Linked DNA regions of Homo sapiens: all the other regions are linked to region 1. The links are chromatin contacts, found by Hi-C or POLR2A ChIA-PET in ENCODE. All regions are on one chromosome and are shown on one strand. Each heading gives the region's core, a stretch centred on a gene start or an enhancer-like site at or near the end of the contact. The rest is flanking DNA. Distances are from core to core; before and after follow the strand shown. Region 1 holds the start of HMG20A (high mobility group 20A). Region 2 holds the start of IMP3 (IMP U3 small nucleolar ribonucleoprotein 3). Region 3 holds the start of UBE2Q2 (ubiquitin conjugating enzyme E2 Q2). Region 4 overlaps ETFA (electron transfer flavoprotein subunit alpha).

Region 1 (3,585 bases), core at 434-2,933:
GATCTTGGCTCACTGCAACCTCCGCCTCCCGGGTTCAAGCAATTCTCCTGCCTCAGCCTCCTGAGTAGCTGGGACTACAGGCGCACGCCACCACGCCCAGCTAATTTTTGTATTTTTAGTAGAGACGGGGTTTCACCATGCTGGCCAGGCTGGTCTCGAACTCCTGACCTCGTGATCTGCCCGCCTAGGCCTCCCAAAGTGCTGTGATTACAGGCGTGACCAAACAGCTTTTTAAAAAAACTATTATAGAATTAAAATAATCGCAGAGTCTGAGGCTAGATTAAGTACAATCCCAAAAGAAAAAGTACACAGGCCTTATTACTTCAAAAATTCTTGCAAGACAATACAGTTCTAGGTTCACTGATATATATACTAAAATTACTAACATTCAGATTTCACAAAGTAAGCTTCAAATAGATTGATTCCTTCAATACACAGACACACACCCTTCTAAGTATTGTGTTATCTGACAACAGAACCAAGGAATCAAAATTATTGAGTGTTTATTACCGCCTCACATATAGTTTATTAAAAATGAGCTACTGAAAACCAGAAAGTTCTTATTGACCTTTTGTCCTTTGTGAGCCAACTTTTTCCTGTTTAGAATCTGAGCTGAGTCTCATGACCCTTGCTTTATACTTTAAAACCACAAAGAACAGATACCATTTAAAAATCAGTGATGAATTAAATTACAAAGGAGGAAAATGTAATAAAATACAACTTTCAAAAATGTTACGTGTAAGCTACACATAAGAATTTTTAAGGCTGAAGAAGCTGTTCTCAGGCACAGGGCAAAACCTGTAGCCCAAAATCAACAGTCCTAATAATTTAAGATGTCAATTTTATCAGTTAAGGTAACCTCAAATTTGAGTACTTCAGTGTGATACTTTCATTCTGCTAAGATGAAAATGCCCCAGATTTTATGTAAAATATTCAGTCCCCTAAATAAAAAGTTATCTCCTTAAAAGAGAAGCTAGATTTCCTGTTGCATGTCAAGGCAGAGGGCACCACACTTCACCCAGCCAAGGCTGGACTTGAGTAGGGGTGCAGGTGTTGGCAATTCATCAGTCACACAAGCTATGTCGTCTTGCAAAGGTGCATAGAGATTTTTAACAAGGGCTTTCGAATTCTTTGAAGAAAACACAGACAATTTTGCTGGGGAGGAAATGCTCCATATTCCACGTGGAAGCAAACTCATAAATTCTGACTGCAGGTTGGTGTTCAGCACAACTTGGAATAATCTAACTTTTCACATAAAACACAATCCCCAAGCTGCAAGATAATGTCTCCGCGAATGGCACCAAGCACCACCTTTTCAAGCCCTCATCAGCACTGGAAGTGGGTCGGACACCCCCAAACCATCACCACCCCCCCACAGGAAGTGAGGGTGTCCCCCCTCCCCAGGACGGCCTTCCTCCCCTCCCCCAACCGGAAGTTGAGGCGCCCCCATTCAGCCGGCCTCCAACTGAGACAAACCAGTACCACCACCACCAAAAGAGGGGTGATCTTCAAGGGGTGAAGGGCATCTCGACTGGGGCCACCCCCAAGCTCGCCTTGCTTACTGACCTGCTGACGACAGGGGCAGGAAGGGGCCTAGGGCCAAAAGAAAGTCCCTTCCACAGAGGACAATTCCCTCAGCCCCTCTCAATCGCCTTCACTTCACGCACTCGTCGTCTCACAGCTGGACAAAAATTCTTCCGCAGCACTTTATTTTGGTGTCCTTTCCTTTTCTTTACCTAATCTCTTAACCACCTTTCCACAGGTAACTCCTCTTACCGCATAGCATTTACAATTGCTCCGGTGAGAAGAAAAATGAAATATTTTCCACGGTACCTTCACAAAAATGAAGGGATTATTTTGCCCCAATGCGGCGAAGGACTACGTGGTTACGCAAGGTGAGCCTTATTTTCGTGGAGGTTTCTGGGAGATGTAGTTTTTTTTTTTTTATTGCGAAGGCCCGCAGAAAGTAGAAGAACTGAAATTGGTCATGACTACATATTAGCGTCCTCGAAAACATATTCTGTATTCGATGACGGCTGACCTAGCGGGCCCCGACGCCCAAATGGGCCCAGACTCCCCTGGTCTTTTCCTCTGCGGCTTAATCGAACCCAAATTTTCCCTCACGCGGGCCCAAGGTCTCGGCAGCCCCGCCCCTTGTCTTAGCCCCGCCCTCCGCAGCCAATCAGGCACCCTTTAGGTCTCGTCCTCTGGAGGTTGGAAGGCAGAGAGGAGGGGCCTGGCGGTGACTCCTCCCGCTGGGGCTGAGGGAGACCTGGGAGACGACCGGGGCCCGTGAGCGCGCGCGTGCTCACGGCTCCAGGAGCGCGGCGAGCGGGCGAGGGCGCGCGCGGAGGGGCGGCGCGCGGGGCCGAGAGGAGGCGGGCAGGCTGGTGGGCTGGGCGGGCGGCGAGCGGCCGGGAGCGCGCGGTGGACTCGGCCGCGGCGAGTAGTTAGTTAGTTGTTGTTAGTCAGTGTCAGTTGCTCGGCGGCGGCGGCCGTGGTCACCAGGAAGGGGACGGGACGGACGGTGATGGTGGTCGCCGCGGCGGCGTGTGCGCCCCTCAGGTAACAGCGGCCCGGCTGTCCGCGTCCGCTCGGTTGTCTTCTACTCACGCGCCGTCTGTGGGACCAGGGTTGCCGCGGGTTGAGGGCGCTGACCCGGGGGAATCCGGGCGGGGCGGCGCGGGTTCTGGGTGGCGGCGCGGGTTCTGGGTGGCGCCGCCGCCGGGGCTCTGGCGGCCGGTGCGTCCCGCCCGGCGCGGGCTCTAGCTCCCCGGCCACCCCCGCGCCCCGCCGGTGCCGCGCGCCCCCTGCCGCCCCTGCCCCCTCCCTCGGCGGCGGCCCCGGGAGCGCGACGCCCCCCAGAGGAAGGAAAGTTGGGACCTGCCGCGAGGGACGCCCCCGGGCGCGGCTGGGAGGTTGCGGGGGAAAGTGAAGCCTGGAGGAGCTGGACGCGGGGAGGCCGGGGCAGGAGGGGCTTCTCTGGCTCCTGCCGGGTCCACACGGTCAGCCCGCTCCCGCACCCGGGAGCATCGGCGCAGCCTCGCCGGCAGCGTCGGGACGGAGCCGGGTGGCTCCCTGCCTGCTCCCTTCGCGCCGCGGCTGGGGAGCCCGCGAACGTGTGGGCTGGCGGGGTCGTTTGGGGGTTGTGAGTGGTTCGGCTGCTCAGTTTTTTTCTTTTCTGCCCTTTGACCCATCCGTTCTTGCAACTTTTCTTTCCTCCTTCGATGGGGACTTGCCGTCTGAACCGCGTCTGCCCCCTCCCCTCTCGTCGCATGCACCATCCGTCTGGGAGCTTGATTTCGTTTTTTCCTCCTTTGGCTACGTTAAAGATTGCTGAGAGCACCGGGAGAGACCCTCCTCCCCCGCCTGCCTCTGGCCTGTTAAATGTTACTTTTTGCGATTCGTTGTTTTTTAAAGATCCAAGTTCAGGAATTTGAGAGCTGTGGAATGGAGTTATTGGAAGGCTGACGTTGAGGGGGTAGTGATGAGTTAGAGGAAAACTATGATTTCATCTTTATTGGCCTTGCTATAGAAAACCTAATTGATTTTTTTTCTGCCTCTGTTGAATGTGGTAAGATCATA
Region 2 (3,585 bases), core at 498-2,997, 1.8 Mb after region 1:
AGTGAGCCAAGATCACACCACTGCACTCCAGCCTGGGCGAGAGAGCAAGACTCGATCTCCAAAAAAAAAAAAAGAAAAAATCAATTAGATTAAAAAAGCAAACAATCTGTATTAGCTTTCTGTTTGTTTTAGAGACAGGATGTTGTTCTGTTGCCCAAGCTGGAGTGCAGTAGTGTGATCATGGCTCACTGCATCCTTGAACTTCCGGCTTCAAGGGATCCTCCCCCCTCTTACCCCGAAACCCTCACCAGTAGCTGGGACTATAGGTGCTGCCACCATGCCTGGCTAATTTTTTTTTTTTTTTTTTGTCCATAGGGACTGAGTCTTACTATGTTGCCCAGGCTGGTCTTGAACTCCTGGCTTCCAGTGATCCTCCCACCTTGGCCTCCCAGTGTTGGGATTACAGGCATGAGCCACCATGCCTAGCCTGGTGATGTTTTCTTAAACTGGCTAAGTTTATGAGTATTTATTATACTTTATAATTTACATATTATATTATTTTCCAGATATCGAATATTTTATATATATATATATATCTTTTTGAGACAGGGTCTGGCTCTGTTGTGCAAGCTGGGGTGCGGTGGCACCATTGTAGCTCAATGCAGCCTACAAGTCCTGGGCTCAAATGATCCTTCCCCCTCAGCCTCCCAGGTAGTCAGGACTACAGGTGCGCACCACCATGCTTGGCTAATTCTTTAAGATTTTTTACAGAGGTGGGATCTCGCTTCTTTTTTCTTTTTTTTTTTGCCTAGGTTGGTCTTGAACTCCTGGCCTCAAATGATCCTCCCACCTCAGCCTCCCAAAGTGCTGGGATTACAGGCATGTGCCACCGCGCCCAACCCTCAAATATTGTATTGTAAAAGACAATGAAAAGCATACAAAACAAAAATGATCAGTGAGAAGCTAGGTGGCGTCAAATGCCCGGGCAAAAAGGGGTTAGGTCTGCAGCGCTATACTCAGATGTAACTTACAGATGCAACTAGCGGAAACAGCATTAAATTTGTTAACTCAATGCTTGGTGGCCAGAAATTCATGTCAGGATAATTCATTTGAGCACAGACTAAAGGGTTTGGACTTGTAGTTATAGTCCAAGTTTCTCAAACTTGCTGGGTTTTATGAATCATCTGACACTTTAGTTAATAATACAGATTTCCAGGCGACTCCCTTATAGATCCCTTTTCTGTGGGCCTAGGAAGCAGCCAATCAGTATTTCATGGGTTCGGTGCCACCTATCCCAACTTGACAATGAGAGATCGCTCTGCATGCCAGGTGAAGGACCTGACGCTGGCGGGCGGCGGGGACTACCAGGTCAGCCCCAGGAGAGCCGGCTCCGGCAAGCTCCCCCAAGGCATGGCAGGAGCCCAGTGCAAGTTAGCACAGTAAACCCAATCAACAAGCCGCAGTCACCCCTCTTCCCCAGAAATGGCCTCTTCAGCTCTTGCGGGGGAGACTCTGAAAGTCCCCAAAGGACAGAAGTCTAGGAGGAAATGATTGCCGCAGAAAGGGATACAGTCTTGGCTACTAAAAACCGCGCGGAACCGCCTAGGGACCCGCTCCCAACCACCCACCTCCGGTGCTTCTACCCCCTCCCTCGCAAACGCGAAGAAAAGAAGAAACGCGAGATCCCAGTGCAGAGGCGTGGTCCCACCCTGGCCAATGGGAAGTGAGGGCGTGACTTTAAGTCTTTCTTTCATTGGCCCAGGGTCCCAGGCCGTCCAGGTCTTGGGGCGCCGCGGCGGAAATCGCGCGGATGCCAGAACGCGCTCTCAGCTTCGGGTCCTGCGGCTGCGGCTGCCGCCATCATGGTGCGGAAGCTTAAGTTCCACGAGCAGAAGCTGCTGAAGCAGGTGGACTTCCTGAACTGGGAGGTCACCGACCACAACCTGCACGAGCTGCGCGTGCTGCGGCGTTACCGGCTGCAGCGGCGGGAGGACTACACGCGCTACAACCAGCTGAGCCGTGCCGTGCGTGAGCTGGCGCGGCGCCTGCGCGACCTGCCCGAACGCGACCAGTTCCGCGTGCGCGCTTCGGCCGCGCTGCTGGACAAGCTGTATGCTCTCGGCTTGGTGCCCACGCGCGGTTCGCTGGAGCTCTGCGACTTCGTCACGGCCTCGTCCTTCTGCCGCCGCCGCCTCCCCACCGTGCTCCTCAAGCTGCGCATGGCGCAGCACCTTCAGGCTGCCGTGGCCTTTGTGGAGCAAGGGCACGTACGCGTGGGCCCTGACGTGGTTACCGACCCCGCCTTCCTTGTCACGCGCAGCATGGAGGACTTTGTCACTTGGGTGGACTCGTCCAAGATCAAGCGGCACGTGCTAGAGTACAATGAGGAGCGCGATGACTTCGATCTGGAAGCCTAGCGGATCTCCCACTTTGCATGGCTGTCTTTTACAGATGGGAAAACTGAGGCCTGATGCTGGAGATTCTATGAGGGTGCTCTCCTCAAGGGTATCAGACGGTCGTAGGTTCTTAAGAATTTGATTCATCAGTGGCAGGCCATGCATAGAGCCACGGGAGGTGCGTCCTTGTTTTCCAGGGAATGTTCTTAGAACTTGGACTACTGATTATTAATTGACTGTGCCTTGGGAAACAGTGGGAAGTAACTTGGTGCAGCACTGGGGTATTGTTGGCTTCTTGTGTTGGAAACTTTGTAATGTAAAAGGAAAAACTGGAAATCCCCACGCCCTGTTTCCCTTTATCGTCTTGTGGTTGGACTGGTTCAATTCGTTTAACTCGAATTCTTGCTCCTGGCCGTGGTTAAGCTGTGTACAGATGATGGAGAGTTTGGCCTCAAGTTTTTATAAACTGAGCGAGACTAGTGTTCAGGATCTCCTCCCTTGTTTAAATGTCAATAAATGCCCCAACTGCTTTGTAAGTGCAACTTTTTAATCTGTCTGGTTTTCTTTTTTTCTCTAGAGACGGAGTCTTGCTCTGTCACCCAGGCTGGAGTGCAGTGGCGCGATCTCGGCTCACTGCAACCTCCGCCTCCCGGGTTCAAGCAATTTTCCTGCCTCAGCCTCCCGAGTAGCTAGGAGTATAGGCGCCCGCCACCGCGCCCGGCTAATTTTTGTGGTTTTAGTAGAGTCAGGGTTTCACCATGTTGGCCAGGCTGGTCTGGAACTCCTGAACTCGTGATCCGCCCGCCTCGGCCTCCCAAAGTGCTGGGATTACAGGCATGAGCAAACTGCGCCCAGCCTCTGGTTTTCTTACATAGAGTCATATTTATACGTCCCAGGAGCCCAGAGAAGAATAGAGTCAGCAGCGAGTGACCTGCCTGTGGATTAGATGTGCAACAGGGCCACATGTGGAGGATGCAGGATGTTGTACAGGATTGGGCAAATTTGTCACTTTACCAGTCCCTTCCTTGGAATGAGTGTTTTGGCAGAGCTCTTCCTCACATAACTTCCTGTTGATATTCCAGCCCCAGGAAATACCGTATTAGAGGGCTGGGATGTTTGCTTGCCTAAGGAAATAATCACTCTGTAGCTTGGCCATCTAGCGGTTAGAAGTGGCCCAGGAGGTTCCTGGAAATTTAGATGATAGCAGTGATAGAGAATAAGAAGGGAGACTACCAAGTTTTACTCAAGA
Region 3 (3,585 bases), core at 1,086-3,585, 1.6 Mb after region 1:
TGGCACTTTAGGTGGGATAATTCTTTGCTGTGGCAGACTGCCTGAACGTTGCAAAACATTTGGTATCCCTGTACTCCTAGCACTAAATGCCGGCACAGCAATAAGACCACCCCACCCCCACTGGGATAACCACATTTCCTAATGCCACCCACTGTAGAGAACCATTTCTAATCCTGGATGAAAGATACATTCTCCCAACTTACCTGAGTAAACTTAGTAGCTCCCCACAGCCTACAAATTCAGTCTCCTATCATTCAAACCAGCCCTACCTTTTCGTGGCCATGCCCCAACTTCTACCAGAGTAATCACCCTCGAAGCCATTCAGGCCCGTCTCCTTAAAACACCTGCTTCATGACAACTACTACACTTTCTGTTTTCCACTCTTGGAAAATCCTCCCCTTCTCCAGCCTGTATCGTGGGCTTCTCAAGTCTTAGCATAAATTTTCTACTTCTAAGGAAACCACACTTTCTCAAATCTCCGTGTCTTCTTTGGGTGGAGTTTCCTCAGTCTAAAATGCCCTTCCGCCAGCCTTCCAAAATTGTAGTCACCTGTGGAAGCTCATCTCTAACTGTCTCAGCCTCTCATCAAAGCCTTCCCTGAAGCGCACCTCCCCCAAGTCAAAATTAGTTGCTTTGGCTTTCCTGATGATACCACAGGAGCTGTCACCTTATTGAACTCTTCCCCCAAGAAGACTGAGTTCTGAGAGCGAGGACGACTTCACTCAATTCTGCAACACTAGTGCCCAGAACACTCAGACGTATTCATTCAATAAATGAATTATCTCCTCAGTACAGCACTTGTCTTTTTTTTTTTGAAATTAACACACCTTCTGCCCAGATAGTCTGGTAACCATTTTAAGGTCAATTATAACATCAAGGTTTTTGCAAACGCCAGCCACCCTGCAGGCACTTGAGTACCCACTGACTCAACCAAAGGGAGTTAAAAACAAGACTTGGTTTTAGCCATGTTTGAAAAGGAGCCCGAAGCCACCACCTTGACGCCTATTATAACCAAGAGAATATTCTGCAGTTTGGACCAATATCCTACATCAATTTCACGACGAATAGCTTCACGATACACTTTTATGGAGAAACTTAATACTTCAATTCCTTTACCAAGCCTTGGGTTTCTAATGAGATTTCCGCTTAATGAGTGAGTTTTTAAAAGTGTCTTTTCGGCTTTGTGACATACGTGATCTTTCCGGGGAGCAGCCCTGGCGCGTATCTCCTTTCACCTATCCATTTTCGAGGCTTACACACAAGGGAGGGGCCACACGAATACACACTCAACACCACCTGCCGCAACGACGGTACTATGCTCCTTTCCAGAACACAGCAGCGCGCAGCCAGGCCCGGGGGAGAGGGGTCGCTCAAACAGCACCAGAGTCTGCATTCCAACTTTTCCTCCGTCAACGAGTCCATTCTCATTGTCAGTTTCTCCTTAAACGCAAACTTAAAAACAATTGGCTGAACAAGCGGGAAGAAGGAAAATCCGACTGAAAAATGAGGCGTTAAAACTTAAGGGCCGTTCCCCTTGCCGGCCTGGGCTCAAACAACAGCCGGAGCTGCGCCGCCCCGCCCCGCCCCGCCCCGGTCCCGGGAGCAGGCCGGCTGAGGGCGGCCATGGACCCCACAAGGGCTTGGGCCGCCGCGGACTCCCCCCTCGGGGCTAGGAGACGGGGACCGAGATGGGCCAGAAGCCCCCAAGCCAGCCCCTGGCGAGAAGCCGGAAAGACGCGCCCTCCGCCTCCTCCCACCCAAGCCTCGCGCAGTCCCAGCCCGGCCTGGGATGGGCAAGTCGCGGGGGAAAGGGGCGGGCCTGCCCCGCCCGGGGAGCCGGAGCCTCTCCGGGGCAGGCTCCCCTTTGTCCCGGGACTCGAAGCGCCCCCTCTCCGTCCTCGCCCTGCCCCGCGGGGCCGCGGCCGGGCGCCTCACCGTGATGTTGCAGTGGAGCGTGAGTGGCGGCGGCAGCGAGTGCGGGCTGCCCTGCTGCGGCACCAGGAACTGGCAGTGCAGCTCGTCCAGCTTCCAACTGACGATGCGGAATCGCTCGTGGTTCTTGTCGAAGATGGACGCCAGGAACTTCAGCTCGGCCTTGAGCCCTGACACGGACATCTTCCCCTCATCTCCGGCGGGAGGGGCGCGGAAGGGGAGCCGGGCGCGGAAGGGGAGCCGGGCCCGGAGCCGCCGTCACGGCCGCGACCGCCCCGCGGGGCCGGCCTGGGCCGCGCTCTCGCGGCTCCGCCTCGTCGAGCGCTGCTGGAAAATGGCGAGGGGCGCGGAAGCCTCGGCGTGTGGCGGCCTGGGTGGCGCTTCCTTTGTAACCGACTCCAGCGGCAGGAGGCGGCGGCCCCGCGGCTTAAAAGGGCAACAGCGACGCCGCCCCCGCTACCGCCTGGGAAAGGGCTGCCCCCACCCCGCCCCCGTCCCCCTCACCCTGGCGCGCCCTGCGCGCTCCGGTTTCAGCGCGTGCACGAGGCCAGAGCGCGCGCGCCCGGCCGCCCCCTCCTCGCCTTGACCCAGCTCCCTTGTTCCCGACCCATCTGCTCCGTTCTTCGCACCCGCGGACTGGAGGCTCGGGGCCAGCTGGCGCCCGGGCCCCAGAAGTCGGGGAGGAGCCGGAGACCCCCGCGCGCCCCCGCCCCCGGCCTGGAGCCGGACACGTGCGTGGCGGATCGCGCCGGCCACGTCGGCGCCGCTGCAGACTAGCGCCAGCCCCTGGGGGCGGCTCCTCAGCTTGGCGCTCGGCGCGGCACCCGCTAACCTCACTGGGGGGACCTCGTGGGAGACGCGGGTGCGGCTCACCCAGCGTTACCTCCGCTACTTTCACCCTAGTCCGAGCCACCGCTTCGCTAGCCTGGGTTCCTGTGAGGACCTTCTCACCAGCCTGGGTTCCTGTGAGGACCTTCTCACCGGACTCGCTGCTCCCGCCTTTGCTCTCAAACCATCCATTTACCCAAGACGATGGTTTAGCCCCTGGAGGCTGTTGCCTGGAGGTGTCCCATGATTTCATCCCTTCCCTTAGCTACCACCTGTGTTCACTCTGCCGTATATAGTCTCTCTCTCCCCCCTTTCCTTATTTTGCCTTGTTTCCCAAGCTTAAGATAACCCTCCCCACCCACACCCCCATGGAGCTAGGGCTGCCCACTATTTTCACTAAACTCATAGCTCAAATATCATCTCCGGCACCCCCCACCACAACCCATTTCAAATAGTCACCCTGTGTCACATCGTCCTGTGCTAAGTTTTTGTTGGGCACCTGTCACTATCTGATCTTTAACCCATTTATTCCTTGTCTCTGCCCCGTGTTAATGTGTTCAGAGCTGTATCCCCAGGACCTAGAACAAGACCTGTTATATAGTAGAAACCCGATATGATTGAATTGAATGCTCGCTCTTATCTGGAATCCCCACCACTAGCACAATTCCTGGCACATTGTAGGTGCTCAAAAAATGAATAAAGGTCTGGATAGCAGTCCAAAGGAATACATCCCAATTTGGCAGACAATAGTGTGTGCAATCGTAAGTGCAAGAGGCAGGACCAGCTGCATATGCGTCCAACCTATGTAGTTGCACAGTGCTCCCA
Region 4 (3,585 bases), core at 395-2,894, 1.1 Mb after region 1:
AATATTTGAATTAAAATTTCTACAGAATATGCATTTAGAATATGTCATTACTGATCATTTATAGTCTTCCATCACTATGTATGTGTGTTAACTCACTGCTTATTTTGCTTTTAGAACCTTTTGCCCAGAGTAGCAGCCAAACTTGAGGTTGCCCCGATTTCTGACATCATTGCAATCAAGTCACCTGACACATTTGTGAGAACTATTTATGCAGGTGAGTACTCAAGGAAGATAATTAATCAACATGTTAAATTTTAGTGAAAAGCATAAATTAATCTTGAAGATAGAATTTTAAATCAAACCATACAATTGCTTTAAGTGGACCATCTTAAAGGTTTCTGAGGAAAATTTTAGTCTAGAATTGCTGGTGGCCCTTGACATGGCATTCTCTCTGATGGATCGCAAACACAGAGATTTCCTGCCTGTTTATTCAGTTTGCAGGGTGATATTTTCCTAGTGATCAATAAAAATTAGATTCACAATTTAATATATTTTGTAAGTGGTACCTGGAAAAGCAAAACTTAAAAAAAAATAGTATTCTCAATCTTTGCTGCTTCTACTTCATTTCCATAGGCATTAAGAAATTCATTTTAGCCAGCTGCAGTGGCTCGTGCCTATAATCCCAGCACTTTGGCAGGCTGAGGTGGGAGGATTACTTGAACTCAGGAGTTTGAGGCTATCCTGGGCAACATAATAAGACCCTATCTCAAAAATAAATAAATAAAATAAATTAGCTAGGCATGTTGGCATATGCCTGTAGTCACAGATACTTGGGAGGCTGAGGTGGGAGGATTGCTTGAGCCAGAAGGTCGAGGCTATGGTGAGTTGTGATCATGCCACAGCACTCCAGCCTGGGCAACAGAGCAAGACCCTGTCTCAAGAAAAAGAAAAGAAATTCATTTCAGTGTCTCTTCAGTTGATTTTTTGCTTAGCACACTGGTCTCTAGTGGGGTCGGAGAAGGCAGTGAACTCTTCGTTTTTTGCCTGATTAAAGTTGTGTATTCCAGTATGAATGGCTAATTCTGAAATTAGACTTTTCATCTTCCATAATGTTTGAGGGAAAATATTTTGTCATGGTTTAGGTTACTGTTAATGTGATAGCTAATCCAGAGTGTCTCAAATCCTCTTAAAATCTTAGCACATTCATACCTGTTCTTTATGACCTATTGTGTTTTCAAGATATTCCTCCTTTAGCATGCACAGTAGCTACATTCTTCCTAAGTTGTTGCAGCTCATAGTTTTGAGTTACTGATTGTATTGTTTTTGGAGAAGGAAGCTTTGTTCATATTCCTTTTAGAGGTGTAGTGTACCTTCTTAGTGTGGATGCCTGTTCGAGTTTCTTCCTTCTAGGTGTGGTAGTACCTGTCCTGCTTTTAAAGACATCCAGGGTTATACAGATATCTGCTGATATGTTTCTTCACCGTTATGGTTCATTTTTTCCTATACTTAATAGAGTTAGAAGACAACTGGTCAATAGTTATTTCTTGCCTTGTCTGTGAAGTAAATTCCAAGCATCAAAGGAGTGCTAGTTTTGTTGCCTTTTGCTGTTGCTTTTAAGAAATAGATTGTATGTTTCAGGAAATGCTCTATGTACAGTGAAGTGTGATGAGAAAGTGAAAGTGTTTTCTGTCCGTGGAACATCCTTTGATGCTGCAGCAACAAGTGGCGGTAGTGCCAGTTCAGAAAAGGGTGAGTGTTCATTTGGAGTTTTTTTGTTTTGTTTCTTACTTTTTTAATTCATAGACTGTATTATAATAAGAGATGACCTCTGCCTACATTTCTAATGAATAGTATTTGAAAGTTCAATTTAAATGATATTCCCAAGCTTATACAAAAATAATAAATATGTATAACTTACATCTTTTTCACATTATCTTTGGTACTAGGATAGTTGCTTTGGTAGATCAAGGGAGTGGGAGACAGAGGATCTATTAAGATTAAGCTTTTTTACTCTTGTCACTGTTTCCTATTATATTTGGGTGATTCAGTATAACAGAAGAATGTAATAGGAAACGTGTGGAGGGTGTCACACTTTAACATATATAGTGTCTTATTTGAACCTCATAGAAAGAAAGTTATTCTATATTCAGACTCAGAGAATTGAATGATTTCTGGAGTCATACAGCTAATGTGGCAAAGGCTGGAATCTAGTCTCCTTAAGTCTTTCCATTATCAGAGAGAATTAATTAGGAGCACTGAAAATTCACAGTAATTAACTTAAATTTCGTGGAATTATATACTTGTGTGTTTCTCTTGAAAATAATTCTTGTTATAGAACTTGAAATCATAGTCATTGTTTTATTATGTATTAATGTATGCAGCATCAAGTACTTCACCAGTGGAAATATCAGAGTGGCTTGACCAGAAATTAACAAAAAGTGATCGACCAGAGCTAACAGGTGCCAAAGTGGTGGTATCTGGTGGTAAGTGAAATATTAATCTTAAAAGATGTAAATTGAAAATACTTTGATTTTTTTTTTTATTTTTAGTATTTATTTTAGAAGTACACAGATCTTTTTCAAATGTAAGAAGTTGGGAAGTTTGGGATATTATTCCCATTTAACCAATTAGGAAAATGAAATTATGAGCATAATACACAGTTTGGGGTTTCTGTTGCACACCTAGTCACTGGCACCAGGGGGAGCATGGTATAAATCTTATCTGCATAACTTTGCCACTTGGTGCCATCTTATTGATGGACTTCCATGAATTCTGCAGAGTATGGTTGGCTTCTCAATTATAGATAGAACTGGCTTGAATTTCAGGGCCATCTTGTGTATAATTCCTACCCTTCTTTCCACTTGGAAAGATTTCCAGAGTTGTCCATGTCTTTGTGTATAACTCTTTAAAAAGTTTCTTAACATTTAATATCAAAACTGTTAATATTGCATAAGACATGCTTATTTTTATACATCATGCTCCTTGTCTTTAAAAACAATGATTTTTTTATGGCCCACTGACTAACTTTTTGAAAAAATAAGGACTGTTATGCTTTTTAAATCCTTGCAATTAAACATCCAACAAAATAAGCTTTCAGACAGCCTTCTATTGCAAGTATCATTGAGAAAAAAAAATTAATATTTTGAAGTGATATATCTGACTTGTTTTTCGTTTTCTTTTTTTCTTTTTGAGATGGAGTTTCGCTCTTGTTGCCTAGGCTGGAGTGCAATGGCACAATCTCTGCTCACCGCCACCTCCACCTCCCAGGTTCAAGCGATTCTCCTGCCTCAGCCTCCCGAGTAGCTGGGATTACAGGCATGTGCCACTACGCCCAGCGCGGTGACTCACACCTGTAATTCCAGCACTTTGGGAAGCCGAGGCGGGTGGATCACCCGAGGTCAAGTGTTCGAGACCAGCCTGGCCAACATAGTGAAACCCCGTCTCTATTAAAAATACAAAAAATTAGCTGGGCATGGTGGTGGATGCCAGTAGTCCCAGCTACTCAGGAGGGTGAGGCAGGAGAATTGCTTGAACCTGGGAGGCAGAGGTTGCAGTGAGCCGAGATCGCACCATTGCATTTCAGCCTGGGCAACAAGAGTGAAACTCCTCCTAAAAAATAAATAAATAAATAAATAAAAATAATAA

What was found. A loop is a pair of places that touch in the nucleus more often than their neighbours do. ChIA-PET counts read pairs that join two places held with the same protein, here RNA polymerase II (POLR2A). Pooled maps may share reads with other maps.
Region 2: a loop to region 1 is called in a map of naive thymus-derived CD4-positive, alpha-beta T cell, with 19 times the contacts of the local background. The contact joins the promoter of IMP3 here to the promoter of HMG20A in region 1. A Hi-C loop is called at or near these places in 1 of 168 maps with a recorded cell type or tissue (naive thymus-derived CD4-positive, alpha-beta T cell) and 8 of 50 pooled maps. POLR2A ChIA-PET finds 5 or more read pairs at or near these places in 1 of 52 experiments (PC-3).
Region 3: a map of CD8-positive, alpha-beta T cell shows a loop between it and region 1 (15-fold over the local background). The contact joins the promoter of UBE2Q2 here to the promoter of HMG20A in region 1. A Hi-C loop is called at or near these places in 2 of 168 maps with a recorded cell type or tissue (CD8-positive, alpha-beta T cell and naive thymus-derived CD4-positive, alpha-beta T cell), 2 of 37 single-sample maps with no recorded cell type and 10 of 50 pooled maps.
Region 4: a loop to region 1 is called in a map of CD8-positive, alpha-beta T cell, with 6 times the contacts of the local background. The contact joins the enhancer-like site here to the promoter of HMG20A in region 1. A Hi-C loop is called at or near these places in 1 of 168 maps with a recorded cell type or tissue (CD8-positive, alpha-beta T cell) and 2 of 50 pooled maps. POLR2A ChIA-PET finds 5 or more read pairs at or near these places in 1 of 52 experiments (A549).

The regions. Positions count from the first base shown.
Region 1 is chr15:77,418,986-77,422,570 of GRCh38, reverse strand. HMG20A (high mobility group 20A) reads right to left here and starts at 1,683. Exons shown (of 10, transcript NM_001304504.2): 1 at 1,567-1,683. PEAK1 (pseudopodium enriched atypical kinase 1) reads left to right here and starts at 2,467. Exons shown (of 10, transcript NM_001385026.1): 1 at 2,467-2,565. RefSeq lists enhancers at 1,182-1,231, 1,622-1,671 and silencers at 2,122-2,441, 2,692-2,861, 2,872-3,081.
Region 2 is chr15:75,638,386-75,641,970 of GRCh38, reverse strand. IMP3 (IMP U3 small nucleolar ribonucleoprotein 3) reads left to right here and starts at 1,747. Exons shown (of 1, transcript NM_018285.4): 1 at 1,747-2,878. The coding sequence starts at 1,803. The coding sequence ends at 2,357. RefSeq lists a silencer at 1,593-1,752 and an enhancer at 2,043-2,102.
Region 3 is chr15:75,842,197-75,845,781 of GRCh38, reverse strand. It overlaps UBE2Q2 (ubiquitin conjugating enzyme E2 Q2), which reads right to left and starts at 2,335. Exons shown (of 13, transcript NM_173469.4): 1 at 1,936-2,335. The coding sequence starts at 2,115. RefSeq lists silencers at 1,525-1,924, 2,175-2,254, 2,395-2,534, 2,575-2,754 and an enhancer at 1,356-2,253.
Region 4 is chr15:76,284,475-76,288,059 of GRCh38, reverse strand. It overlaps ETFA (electron transfer flavoprotein subunit alpha), which reads left to right. Exons shown (of 12, transcript NM_000126.4): 5 at 115-214; 6 at 1,579-1,689; 7 at 2,322-2,423. Among named protein-coding and RNA genes, the nearest start is that of ETFA, 25 kb to the left of the region's middle. Within about 2 kb of position 1,644, at least 4 of the 41 ENCODE cell types and tissues checked have a DNase peak (open chromatin) inside an H3K27ac peak, as active enhancers do; they include CD8-positive, alpha-beta T cell, where a contact is called at or near this core.